2 separate regions of the Homo sapiens genome follow, and region 2 is linked to region 1. Evidence: chromatin contacts called from ENCODE Hi-C or POLR2A ChIA-PET data. All regions are on one chromosome and are shown on one strand. Each heading gives the region's core, a stretch centred on a gene start or an enhancer-like site at or near the end of the contact. The rest is flanking DNA. Distances are from core to core; before and after follow the strand shown. Region 1 holds the start of NAP1L1 (nucleosome assembly protein 1 like 1). Region 2 holds the start of TMEM19 (transmembrane protein 19).

Region 1 (6,499 bases), core at 1,547-4,046:
CGCTGTATTACTCTTTGACCCCTTTACCCTTTCCTTCCTTTATAGCTCTCATCACAATTTAACATTCTACATCTAAGCAACCAATTTGCCTCTTTTGCTCATGACATAAGATACATGTCCATACAGGTGCTAGATAGTTACCCAAAGACTAAACTGAGAACACAATTACAGGTTTGATTAAACTTGAAGATCTGAATACACTGATCATTAATATTTTGATATTGATGAGTCATTCTCTCTAATCCTTTGTTTCAAATTTACAACCAAGAAGTGAATAAAATATTGTATTTTGACATCTTCAGACCTTTGAAGTCCAACAGATACTGCTTCTTTAGCCCCTTCTACAAAAAGACCCTTAGTTTTGAATATATTTTGAGAATTTAGAATCAACTCAGTTTTACCAGGAGCCAACAGGAGCAAGCTGAATAAAATGAGATGGCATTTTGGATTACATTAGTTATGGTACAGGTATTCGTTTCAAAAATCTCATTAAAGGCCAAGTGCAGTAATTTACCATATTCAGTATTAGCTTTATAATTCTGCAAATCAATGGGCCTAATATAAAAATAGGCACTTTGTAGCAGATAAAATTTAGAAAGATATTCAAATTGGTATAGTGAAAACTTTTAAATTTCTATTTACTAACATAATGTTGACTTGGAGAATCTATGAAAGTCAGGTTTTATGACAGAAGATGTCCAAGTCCACCTACCAGGGTTTAGTTCCATACATTCTCCAAAGGACAGTATTCTTAGAACTAAACTATAGATTTAGGCCATTTATTTAAACTTGGGCAACTTCAAACAAGCTTGAAACACAAGAGTGCCTTGAAAATAACTGTAAAAGTCATTTACTTCCCTTCGATTTTTAAATGGTACCCTATACATAAAAGGTTTTTCCCTTATTCAATCAAAGGTAATGTATATTACTTCCAAAGTATAGGAGTATTAATTTAAGCTGACCAAAAAAAGAGGACCCAGATACTCGTTTCCAAAGATGTTTTGAATCCACCTATTTTCAAAAGGCCAAATTTCATTTTACAGCTCTTGTGAAACCAGGCAAGCAGTGTAAATTTTAAAATGCAGCAGTGGGATATCTTCAAATGTAGCAGTGAGATTTTTAAAATGTAGTTGTTTCAAAACTGATCAGTGACCGTCTAAAATACGGGCTCCTTGAGGACATCCTGCGCCTGGTTCATCCTTTTTGCACTCTCAAAGTCTAGCCTTCCCAGATGGGACCTCAGTCCCAGCCCCCCTACACTGCCATCCCCCAGATCTTTAGGGCAGTAGGGTTCATTGACAAGGTTGCAGGCTACAAACTTGGCAAAGTTTATACTAACACCTCATTCCATCCCACCTCCCATCTTAAAAAGGAAACCGTTAAGTATCTTATTCTAGTGACTTCAATAAAGGAACTAATTTATAAGACAGCCAAGAACAATTAAAGTCATAAAGGGCCAAACATTTTATTTTCATCTAAGAACCGTTTGCAGGGGTGGTCCGATCTTTTGGCTTCCCTGGGCCACACTAGAACTGTCTTGGGCCACACGTAAAATACATTAACTAGCTGATGAGCTTTTTTTTCCAAAAAAAAAAAAAAAAAAAAAACCTCATGAATTTGTGTTGGGCCACATTTAAAGCCGTCCTGGGCCGCGGGTTGGACAAGCTTGGTTTAGGGGTTTAGATCGATCAGGATCAATACTCCCCAAATAAAAAACCCTGATCAAGACACCCATCTAACAGTACCTGGGAAACACAATAACAACCTTTTGCTAATAACAGTTAATATAAGCGCTATATACGCGTTAACTTTTTAAAATACTAGCAGTGGAGGCCCTTCCTTATCATCAGCTAACATCCACAATCTCTGGTACCAATAAAAAGATTAAGACCAAAGAGAAGCAGGGAAGAGTTTGAAACCCAGGGACAGGGCTTACTCGCTTACCCTTCCTTTTCACATTCCACCGTCTCTACAACTTTCAAAGTAAGCACAGACCGAGGGCAAGGGTCTCCAACCAGGCCCAGCCAGTGGCCATGAAGCCCATTACCACGTGTGGAGCGAAGCCGCCGGGGGTTTCCCCTCCCCGCGCGGCCGCCCCCAATGGGCGGAGAGCCCGGGAGCGTCGCAGCCTCCCCCGCCCCCTCCCCGCCTCGGGGACTCGTCCCTCCACAGCCCCTCCCTCCCGTCGGAATTCGCAGCCTCCGCCGTTCTTTTCATCTCCCAGCGGCCTCCCTCCTGGTATTATTTTTGAGGGAAAAGCAGGGGGGTGTCCAAGAGGCGGCCGGCTCTGCACTCGGCCCGGCCCGTACGCCGGGGGCCTCCCGGTCCTCGCGGCGCAGCCGAGTCTCAGGGCACCCGGGCGTCACCGCGGCCTCGCTCCGGTCCACGCGGAAAAGACGGTGGAGCTCAGAGAACCTTAGGCCTCCAGGCCGCGCCAACCCCTACGTCGCCTCAGCCGTCCCCGATAAAAGCGCTGGTCGGCCCCGGGGCCCCTCTCAGGCTCCGGGGTCCGGACTCCGCGGTCCTGTCCGACCTCACAGGACGACCCCGGAGGCCACGGGCGGCCAGCGGCCCCGACTCCCGGCTCCCAGTCCCTCCATCCCTCCGGCCCTCCCATCTGCGCAGGCCGCCCAGCCAACACCACGTTCCCCCTTCCCTTCCAGGCCCCCATCCGTTACCGGCGACTAGTATGGGGAGCCAGGCGGCCGGAGCTGCGCAGGCAGTGACTCAGGGCGGCAGCGGCAGCAGCAGCGGGAGGAGCAGGAGGCGGCGCCGCGAGCAGATGGCGCTAAAAAAGACCCAAGAGCCCGCCGCTCGCGCTCATATACAATTAGCGTCAGCACGTAGGGCCCTTTCGCCGCCCTCCTCCCGGCCTTGTAGTCTCCCAGCAACGCGAGCGAGAGGCGGGTCCAGGCCGGGTTGCCTAGCAACTGAACCGTCCTCCTTCCCCGGCGACCTCCATACCCCCACCGAGGACTCCTGCAGCCCCGAGGCCCAGGCGCCGCGCTTGGGCTCCTCTGGTTCCCGCCGGTGTCTAACCTCCTCTGTTAAGCACCCCACCATATCTTTTCTCCCTGCTGAGCCGGAAAGGAAATTTCAACCCCATCAGTTGTGGGGAAGGCCTGGCCCGCGTGCCCGGCGCCCGGCCCGCCCCGCCCCCTTCGGCGTTGTGCTGGGAACGCTCAGGGCTGGCGCCAGTCGCCTGGTCCCTCGCTCGCCGCAGCCTAGACGGCGGACGCTCCCTGTCAAGGCCTAATTCCTGCAACTCGCCGGCCCCCGGTAACCGTTTTCCTTCCCCGCCTAAGAAAAACAGTTTTTTCCTCTAGACCACTTCGGCGGCCTCTTCTGACAGTTTTGCTTCTCCTATGCCAGCGGGTCTCCGCGCCTTTAGGGGGTGCTCGTCATCCTTTGCCCCCCAACCCCCCGCCACATCCTCGTAACTGATGTACAGTCCGTCAGTTCGGCTTCAGTTCTTTTGACGGATGAAAATGGCATATTTGTGCATTCTCTGGATGCGTTATAATGAGGACACTCAGTACGTCCGTTGTTTCATCTTTCTGAAAAAGTAAATCACATTAAATCCTCAGGCTTGTAAAACCTCATAGCTAATTTTCAAGTGATGATGAATTGACTAATACTAACTCAAAAAGTTGTTCTCAGAGTATGGTCTGAGGGTCCCCAGACCCTTTCATGGGGAAGGTCAAAACTATTTCCATATTAATGTCAAGACTGCCTTTTGCATTCTCATTCTCTCACAAGTGTACAGTGGGGTTTTCCGGAGGCTACGTGACATGTGATAAGGAAACAGACTGAAAATAGAAGCAGATAGGAGAATCCAGTCATCTGCGGTTAAACCAGACGTTAAAGAGATTTGCAAAAACTCGATTTGGGGGCAAGGGGGAGTAGTTATTTTTCATATAAAAATTATTTTTTGTTAATATTTGATTGCTTTATTGTTTTTAAATGAAATACTCTTAAAATTTCTCACTTTTAATTTCTGATATAAATATCAGTATCAGTAATGCACATAAAAGTTCTTTGGGGTCCTCAACTTTTAAAGGAGTGTAAAGGAATCCTAAGACCACAAAGTTTGAGAACCTCTTCTCTAAATCTTGCATTTATTGAAACTTCAAACTGCCTAGAATCCCCTATTGTAATCCACACATTTAGCAACTTTATCTTCCGTTTTAGGGGATACAATGTTTTCCTTGGCCCTCCAGAACCTCATTGAAATTATTTGCCTTCCCACTCTATACTGCAGACGACTCTGTTTATTCATTCATTTTAGTTTTTCATATACAATTCCTTTGTTGTTCTCATAGCCTATTCCTGTACACCCTTCTCAACAATGATGTAATGATACAAGGAGCATAATAGCATCAATAATGGATCTTCAGGAAGAACCCACTATACATAAACAAGGTAGACCAGTGCTCAGTTTGAACATAAATTTGACACATTAATTTCAATAAGAACTTCAGGAATGTTGCATTTTAATCAAAGCTGTGCACGATGCAAGGTAATTAGCATATTAAAATGAACTAAATAACTTTCACTTTCTTTCCATAAATCTTTATGGTAGCAGAATTTCTGAGACAAAATTGAGAAGTTAGCTTTTGTGGTGGTTTTTATCCCACACCAGAGAGCCTCATCAATTTTCGGCACTTCGCTCATGAAGGCTCTGGATTTTTTAGGTTTCACCACCCCCCCACCAACCCCTATAACTTAGGTGTTATCATTACCAGTACATATGCTCTTTCCCCCTTTTCTCCAGCTTCCTCTTCTTTTTTCAGTGTATCCTAGCCAATCTAAGAAACTAAACAATAAAATATTTCTAATAATGCATGCCTTTGTAATATAGTCTTTTGAACCAGTTTGTAAATCTAAGTCTTTGCCATTAAAGTTCAGGGAAGGGCAGACATTTATGCATTCATTCAACAAATATTTATGTCAGGCACAACTTCGGACTCTGGAAATACAGCATTTAGTAAGAAAGACACGGTTCTTGATTTTATTGAAGTTATGGTCTAGTGAGGTGAGGCAAATGATTAGAGATAAAATAATTTTACTAATAAAATATTAGTAATAAAACAATTTCACTTATCAATAATAAATAATTGATAAGTGAATGCTATAAAGAAAATAAAATGAGAAAAGGGGTAGGAGGTGACTGACCTGAAGATACCTTTGAGCTTTTTTTTTTTTTTTTTTTCGACGGAGTCTCACTCTGTTGCCCAGGCTGGAGTGCAGTGGCGCGATCTCGGCTCACTGCAACTTCTGCCTCCCGGTTTCAAGCAATTGTCCTGCCTCAGCCTCCCGATTAGCTGTGACTACAGGCAGGCGCAACCACGCCCAGCTAGTTTTTTTGTGTTTTTAGTAGAGATGGGGTTTCACCATGCTGGTCAGTCTGGTCTCGAGCTCCTGACCTCAAATGATCCGCCTGCCTCAGCCTCCCAAAGTGCCGGGGTTACAGGTGTGAGCCTCTGCATCCGGCCACCTTTGAGCTTTTTACATTGGCCCCTCTTATACCCCCAAATCACACAATGTAGTTAACTCATCTAACTTAATTGCAATAAATGGTGACCCTGGTCACTGATCTTGGGCCATGCGAAATTTTCTGTTGCAGTTCCTTTTCTCATGCTCTCTTTGGAAGCATATATACTAAAATTAAAGGTCCTTTTTTCTCTATCTCCCATGATTTTCATTTGGTAGACTTTTATAGCATTGTAGCCTGGAGGCTTAGAGGGGTGGCTTTGGAGTCAAACAGCCTATTTTGTCCCCATTTTTCTACCACTTAATAGCTGTGTAACTTTGGATAAGTCAGTTAGCCATCCCAGGTTTCATTTTCCACATCTGTAAAATGGGGAAAATAAGCATGCATTTTTCATAGGGCTGTTGTGAAACTTAAAAAAATTTTTTTTTTTTTAAGTCAAGAGGGATCTTGGTATATTACCCAGGCTGGTCTTGAACTCCTGGACTCAAGAGATCCTCCCACTTCAGCCTCCCAAAGTGTTGGGATTACAGGCATGAGCCACCTTGCCCAGCTGTGAAACTTTTGGAGACAGAGTCTCACTCTGTCACCCAGGCTGAGGTGCAGTGGCGCAATCTCGGCTTACTGCAACCTCTGCCTCCCATGTTCAAACAATTCTTGTGCCTCAGCCTCCCAAGTAGCTGAGACTGCAGGTGCGCGCCACCACATCCCACTAATTTTTTTGTATTTTAGTAGAGATGGGGTTGCACAATGCCCAGGCTGGTCTCAAACTCTTGAGCTCAGACAATCCACCCGCCTCGGCCTCCCAAAGTGCTAGGATTACAGGTGTAAGCCACTGTGCCTGGCTCAGCTGTGAAACTTTAAATAACACATTTAAGTTGCTTAACATAATGCCTGACATATATAGTGACCGCTCAATAAAAGGTAACCATTTTTAACCTCTTACTGAAGTTTTGTTTTTATTTTTGTTTTATTTAAAGGTTTAAGGAACTACCCCGAAGTCTTCTG
Region 2 (6,217 bases), core at 1,780-4,279, 4.4 Mb before region 1:
GGTATTTATATTGTGAAATTTAAAGATCAGCGCAACAATGAACTTTCAGTTTATTCTATGATTGCTATAGTAAGTCTCAAACTGCATGTTTTCTACAGGAAATAAATCTGATGAAGACAATTAACTGTTGGAACCATTTAAACAAATGTGTTTGTTTCTTAACTTCTTAGAGTCATTAATAATACACTCTAACTATCCCATGTAGAGACAACATTTCTCAACCTTAAATTTGATCACAGGTATCTTTTGAGTGGTAGGGATGCCTACTAATAACAAAGAATAACTACTATTAAGTTAAAAAATATAGTTTAGGAAATGCCTAACCAGAAATTTTCCATTGCCAGAAAATGGCTTCCAAAGTAAATAGAAAAACAAAGACTTTGTTGAAATTTTTAAGATTGATAGTCTATAAAAATTGTAACAGTAAAATCGTGATTTTTTAAAAGTATACAAGAGCCCCTCCCACTCCCTTTATCCTTGGAGATACATTCCAACACCCTCAGTGGATGTTTGAAACCCTGGAAAATACCAAACCCTATATATACTATTTTTTTCCAATTCCTATATACCTATGATAAAGCTTAATGTATAAATTAGGCACCGTAAGAGATTAGGAGGAATACCTAATAATAAAATAGAACAATTATAACAATATATTGTAATAGAACTAAAATAAGGGCACTGTGATACTGCAACAGTCCATCTGATAACTGCAATGGCTCCTAAGTGACTAACAAGAGAGTAATGTCTATTGCATGGATGGATATGCTAGATAAACGGAGGATTCACGTCCCAGGTGGGATGGAGCTGGATGGCATGAGATTTCATCATGCTACTTTGGCATGCAATTTAAAACTTATGAATATTTCTGGAATTTTCTTTTTAATATTTTCGGATTGTTACCGGTGGAAGGTGTCCAGGTTCTTGGTGTTTTGAACAAAGAACTGGAAAAACACACAAGCAAAGCAAGGAAAGAATGAAGCAACAAAAGCAGAGATTTACTGAAAACAAAAGTACGCGCCACAGGGTGGGAACCATCTGAGCATAGGGGCTCAAGGGCCTCCTTACAGAATTTTCTAGGGTTTAAATACCCTCTAGAGGTTTCCCATTGGTTACTTGGTGTACACCTTATGTAAATGTAAATGAAGTACTAGCCCACAATCAGTCTGATTGGTTGTGAAAAACAACCAATTAGAGGCTGAAGCAAAGTTACAAAGTTACACTCCTACGCAAACGTCTGATTGGTTGCAGAAAGCTACCAAGCAGAGATACTTTCAATTTTCTATCTGCCACGCAGAAAAAAAGAGGGGTTTGCAAAGGGCGTAGCTTTGGGTCCTTTTGTTACTTAGGTATGGGAAGTTGGGGTTTTCCTTTTGATTTAGCTCTAGGAAGTCAGCATGAATCGGCCTTAGGTTCCCTGCCTCAATAGGAGACCCTATTCTCCTGCCTCAAGATCATGTTTAACCCTTGGTAACTGAAACTGCCTATTGCATATAAGAACTACTGTATTTTAATTATATTAACTCCTCTAAATTATTTTGGTCTTAAGCTAGAATAACTTTTATGGAGAAAAACATCTATAATTGGTCACTGAAAAAAATAGAAGGGAAAATATTCATCTAAAGGGTCAGTTCACTGACACTACTATTTAATATGCATTTTTTAGCCAGATCTAATAGTCATGAGAAAATCATCCCTGACATCCAGGGACTGACCTGACACAGCTACACCACAGTGTTGGGAGATAGCTTGACATTCACAACTAGGCTATGATTTTCCTATCGAACACCAACTAATCAGAGAGGGTCACTCTGTGACTGTGGTGAAGCAAGGCAAAAAAAAGAAAAAAAAAAAAAAGACCAGTTTATAATTTTGTCTAAGCAGAGACAAAAACAATGCGACTGTGCAAACCACAAAACATTAGCTTTCATTATTAATAATTTTACCCAGTAGTCTGGTAACATTGATACTGGCCAGTCAGCTTGGTGAAATAATCCAAACATTTACCTATGCAGAACAGACTAAGACAAAAATAAAGTAGGCACATAATACATTTCAGCATAAAGACCATATATGTATATTATCTAGTACAGGAAGCCCACTACTATTTAGTCCTACTTCACAGATTTGATTCTTAGTTAACTACTTAATTAGATGTCTTACCAAAGAAAATGACAAGCTGTCTTGGCATGTATTTTGAAATTTAAAATAATGTGAGCTTTTTTAAAGTAACTACTCTTGGGGCTTAAAACACAATTGCATACTGTGTCTGAAATGGATTTGGCTCCTCTTCTTACACTGTCAGCAATTAACTGAAAAAATTGATAAATATTATGTAATTATCAGTTAATTACTGTTAACCCAGGCAAACAAGTTAATTTCACATAAAACATGAAATCAGGCCGGGCGCTGTAGCTCACGCCATTAAACCCAGCACTTTGGGAGGCCGAGGTGGGTGGATCCCCTGAGGTCAAGAGTTCGAGACCAGCCGGGCCAACATGGCAAAACCCCGTCTCTACTAAAAATATAAAAATTAGCCGGGCGTGGTTGTGGCGCCTGTAATCCCAGCTACTCCGGAGGCTGGAGCAGGAGAATCGCTTAGAACCTGGGAGGCGGTGGTTGCAGTGAGCAGAGATCGTGCCACTGCACTCCAGCCTGGGCGGCAGAGAGAGACACTGTCTCGAAAAAAAAAAAAAGAAAAGAAAAGAAATCAGCCACGATTCAGATTTTTAATGCTAACAAGACGTTTTGCTTTCTAAATGCACACACCTTTAATATAAGGGGTGTGAGGACAGATATTTCCACAATCTAAGTGGTGTTATGACAATAATTACGAGAGCTCAGTAATAGAAACTATGTTTAACTTTACCTCGCTAGCAGCCAGGAGTCTAGCACATTATAGGTACTAAACAATGTTGTTTAGTACCTATAATGTGGTTTTGGAGAAGCAGTGCAAACGCAGCCGGCCAGGATGCCAGCAGTGCCTGCCCACGTGAGCTAGGCGACATCCCCCTAAGCGGCTGCGGCGCATGCCCACAGCGGGCGAGGCGCTAGAGGCGGGGGCGCCGGGAGGCGCGGGCTTTGCTCCTGGGGTCTCGGCCTTGGCCGGCTGGACCTGACCCTAGGGCGGCTTGCGCAGCTGTCGGGACGTGACTGCGTTCAGCCGCGTCGGGCGTGCTTCCCAGACTTGCCCAAGTTCGGGTGCCCTAGCTGCCCCTTTGCAGCCGCTGGCCTACCCGGCCCGCGGGTGAGAAGGTTGCGACGGGAGGTGGGTGGAACTCGCCAGCGCCGGGACCGCGGATTGGCTGCCTCGGCTTTCTCTTTTCCCCGTGGGCTCCGGCGTGAGGCGCTGAAGCGGCCGGCAGCCGGCGACCGGCCCTCACCGTCCGCCGGGTTGCGCTCTGCTTTTGCGGTGAGGCGTTGACCACGCCCATATGAATTGGAGCTCTCCGCCAGTAGGAGTTTCCGGAAGGAGTTTGAATTTTTGTGATTTTTATGCTTGTTTGGTCGGTGGAATATGTTGGGATTTATGTTTGCCTCTGAACAAGTGTCTTGCTCACATCGTAAATGACTTTCTCTCCGAAACGCTAAATATTCTTTCCCGCAGGAGCTCATATCCTTATTTTCCATGACAGATCTTAACGACAATATATGCAAAAGATATATAAAGATGATAACTAATATAGTTATACTGAGCCTGATCATTTGCATTTCGTTAGCTTTCTGGATTATATCAATGACTGCAAGCACCTATTATGGTAAGTCTGAGTGTTCTAAGTTGTTTCTCTGTAATCTAGTCAGAGGAAATTAAAACCATACCATTGTGAAATCCAAAACTCATATCCTCTGAATGGTTATGAATGGTTGTGTTTACTTAACTTCCATAGCCTGATTTAACTTACTAACATGATAGTATAAACAATGCCTTTAATAAATGCTTGTTGTGATAATTCGAGTTATACCTATTTCTTTTTTTTTTTAATTTTTATTTTGTATAAGATAGGGGTCCCTCTGTGTTGCTAGGCTGGTCTCAAACCCCTAGGCTCAAGTGATCCTCCCACCTGTGTCTCCCAAAGTGCTGGCAATACAGGCCACCACTTCTGGACTAGTTACACCTATTTCAAAATGTCTTTATATTTTATGTAACTATTCCATCTGTCTTGGTAAAAGATAAGTGAGGCGAATATAGCTTTGTAAAGCAATTACAGTGATGCTTTTAATTTTGAATAAGAATATTAGTAATGGGCCAGGCGCGGTGGCTCACGCCTGTTATCCCAGCACTTTGGGAGGCCGAGGCGGGCAAATAACCTGAGGTCGGGAGTTCAAGACCAGCCTGGCCAACACGGTGAAACCCCAGCTCTACTAAAACTAGAAAAAAGCTGTAATCCCAGCTACTTGGGAGATGGAGGCAGGAGAATCACTTGAACCCTGGAGGCGGAGGTTGCAGTGAACCAAGATTGAGCCACTGCACTCCAGCCTGGGCCACAGAGCGAGAATCCGTCTCAAAAAAAAAAAAGTAGTAATGTAGTTTATCAGTTTCACATGTTCTGTAAAAATAATAAGAATTAAAAACGGTATACTATTTACATTTGGAGAGCTGAAGGACTTATCTGCCATTTGGTTGCTTCAAAAGAATAGACTCCTTTTAAAGCCTAAAGCTACATTGCTTAAATATAAGGTACTCTGGACTCAGATCTTTAAAGTTTTAAAGGTGCTTTAGAGCATAAGCCTCCATTTACACAAACTTCCTTCTCCTATGAAAACAAAATACTGGTCAGTTTGCAACAAAGGAAAAATGAAAAGGAGAATGAGAATGCTTGTATCGTAAGGGATTGCCATTTCAGACTGTAGGCTTTTTGCAAAGAGACATGTGAATAGTTGGAAAGGGTTCTCCAGGCTACAGAAGCTCTCAGTGCAGTTCGTTCATAATGATTCACAGTGGGGCATCAGAGTTTTAGGGGAGGGGTGTAAGAAAAGATTCTTGTTAGTGACAGTATTTACTATGACTTGAACTAAATGGAATAAATCAGGATTTGTAAACTGAAATATCCCTCTGGGGCCAGTCACCTAATGCAAATGAATCTGTGTACGTTTTTGTGTATTAGACCTGTGGTAATAGTTTTCATTTCCAGAAATAGGATATTTCTCATCTTTTGTTGAATGCTTGGGCCCTCTTTGTCTTTCATTTCCCCTTTATTTTTCTGAGACGGAGTTTCGCTCTTTTTGCCCAGGCTGGAGTACAGTGGCACGATCTCAGCTCACTGCAACCTCTGCCTTCTGGTTTCTCCTGCCTCAGCCTCCCAAGTAGCTGGGATTACAGGTGCCTGCCACCATGCCTGGCTAATTTTTGTATTTGTAGTAGAGACAGGGTTTCATCATGTTGGCCAGGCTGGGTCTCGAACTCCTGACCTCAGGATCCTCCTGCCTTGGCCTCCCAAAGTGCTGGGATTACAGGCATGAGCCACTGCGCCCGGCCCATTTTCTCATTTTTGATAGAAACATAGATACAAGCAGTGGTTCACAGTTTTCTTTACCATAAGGAAATCACTTTGCCTTGGCGTTTAGGAGCCTATCAGGAGGGGTGGGAACTTTAAATGGGAAAGCCACGGCCTGTTTAAAGGAGGGCACCTCTCTTTACCTTAAGTCAATTCTGCCATGTTGGCCAGAACTTCCCAATTTTAAAACAGAAGCCAAGAATCTGGATTTTTATATGATATCTCCTAATCTTTAAATATTGACTAAAATTATTTGAAAACACTCTGCTAGCCAAACATCTGTGAGCTGGATGCAGCCTCTGGAATAATCAATTTCTAACCATTGAATGAGGTGTCTGTCCTCTGACAGGCAGAGAGGAGTAAGATCCTGTTACAAAAAGAGTTCGTTCTAGGTAGTCCTTGAAATTTAATACGTGCCCCCTTTAAAAAAAATGAACCAGAGGTTCATTTTAAATATCTAGATATCCATTATTATCATAAATAGCAGTAAAAGGTTTTCAAAACTTGGACATAACCTATTTGGCCATTCTCCAGTAAGACTGTTTCTCCGAAAATATGCATGCATGTCTCAACATAAATACAGTCATGCTCTGCCTAACAATGTTTTCGTCAATGACAGACCACACATACAACATGTTCCCATAAGATTATAATACCATATTTTTACTCTACTTTTTCTATGTTTAGATACACAAATACGTTATAATTGCCTGTAGTATTCA

What was found. A loop is a pair of places that touch in the nucleus more often than their neighbours do. ChIA-PET counts read pairs that join two places held with the same protein, here RNA polymerase II (POLR2A). Pooled maps may share reads with other maps.
Region 2: a map of naive thymus-derived CD4-positive, alpha-beta T cell shows a loop between it and region 1 (21-fold over the local background). The contact joins the promoter of TMEM19 here to the promoter of NAP1L1 in region 1. A Hi-C loop is called at or near these places in 2 of 168 maps with a recorded cell type or tissue (both naive thymus-derived CD4-positive, alpha-beta T cell), 1 of 37 single-sample maps with no recorded cell type and 7 of 50 pooled maps. POLR2A ChIA-PET finds 5 or more read pairs at or near these places in 1 of 52 experiments (naive thymus-derived CD4-positive, alpha-beta T cell).

Annotation. Positions count from the first base shown.
Region 1 is chr12:76,081,889-76,088,387 of GRCh38, forward strand. It overlaps NAP1L1 (nucleosome assembly protein 1 like 1), which reads right to left and starts at 2,797. Exons shown (of 15, transcript NM_004537.7): 1 at 2,679-2,797. LOC124902970 (a long non-coding RNA gene) reads left to right here and starts at 3,197. Exons shown (of 2, transcript XR_007063379.1): 1 at 3,197-3,279; 2 at 4,323-4,845. RefSeq lists silencers at 2,112-2,181, 2,232-2,291, 2,362-2,411, 2,552-2,631, 3,072-3,231 and an enhancer at 2,527-3,068.
Region 2 is chr12:71,683,053-71,689,269 of GRCh38, forward strand. It overlaps TMEM19 (transmembrane protein 19), which reads left to right and starts at 3,030. Exons shown (of 6, transcript NM_018279.4): 1 at 3,030-3,758. The coding sequence starts at 3,629. It overlaps LOC124902965 (a long non-coding RNA gene), which reads right to left and starts at 3,012. Exons shown (of 2, transcript XR_007063367.1): 1 at 2,870-3,012. RefSeq lists silencers at 3,302-3,371, 3,362-3,577 and an enhancer at 4,926-4,995.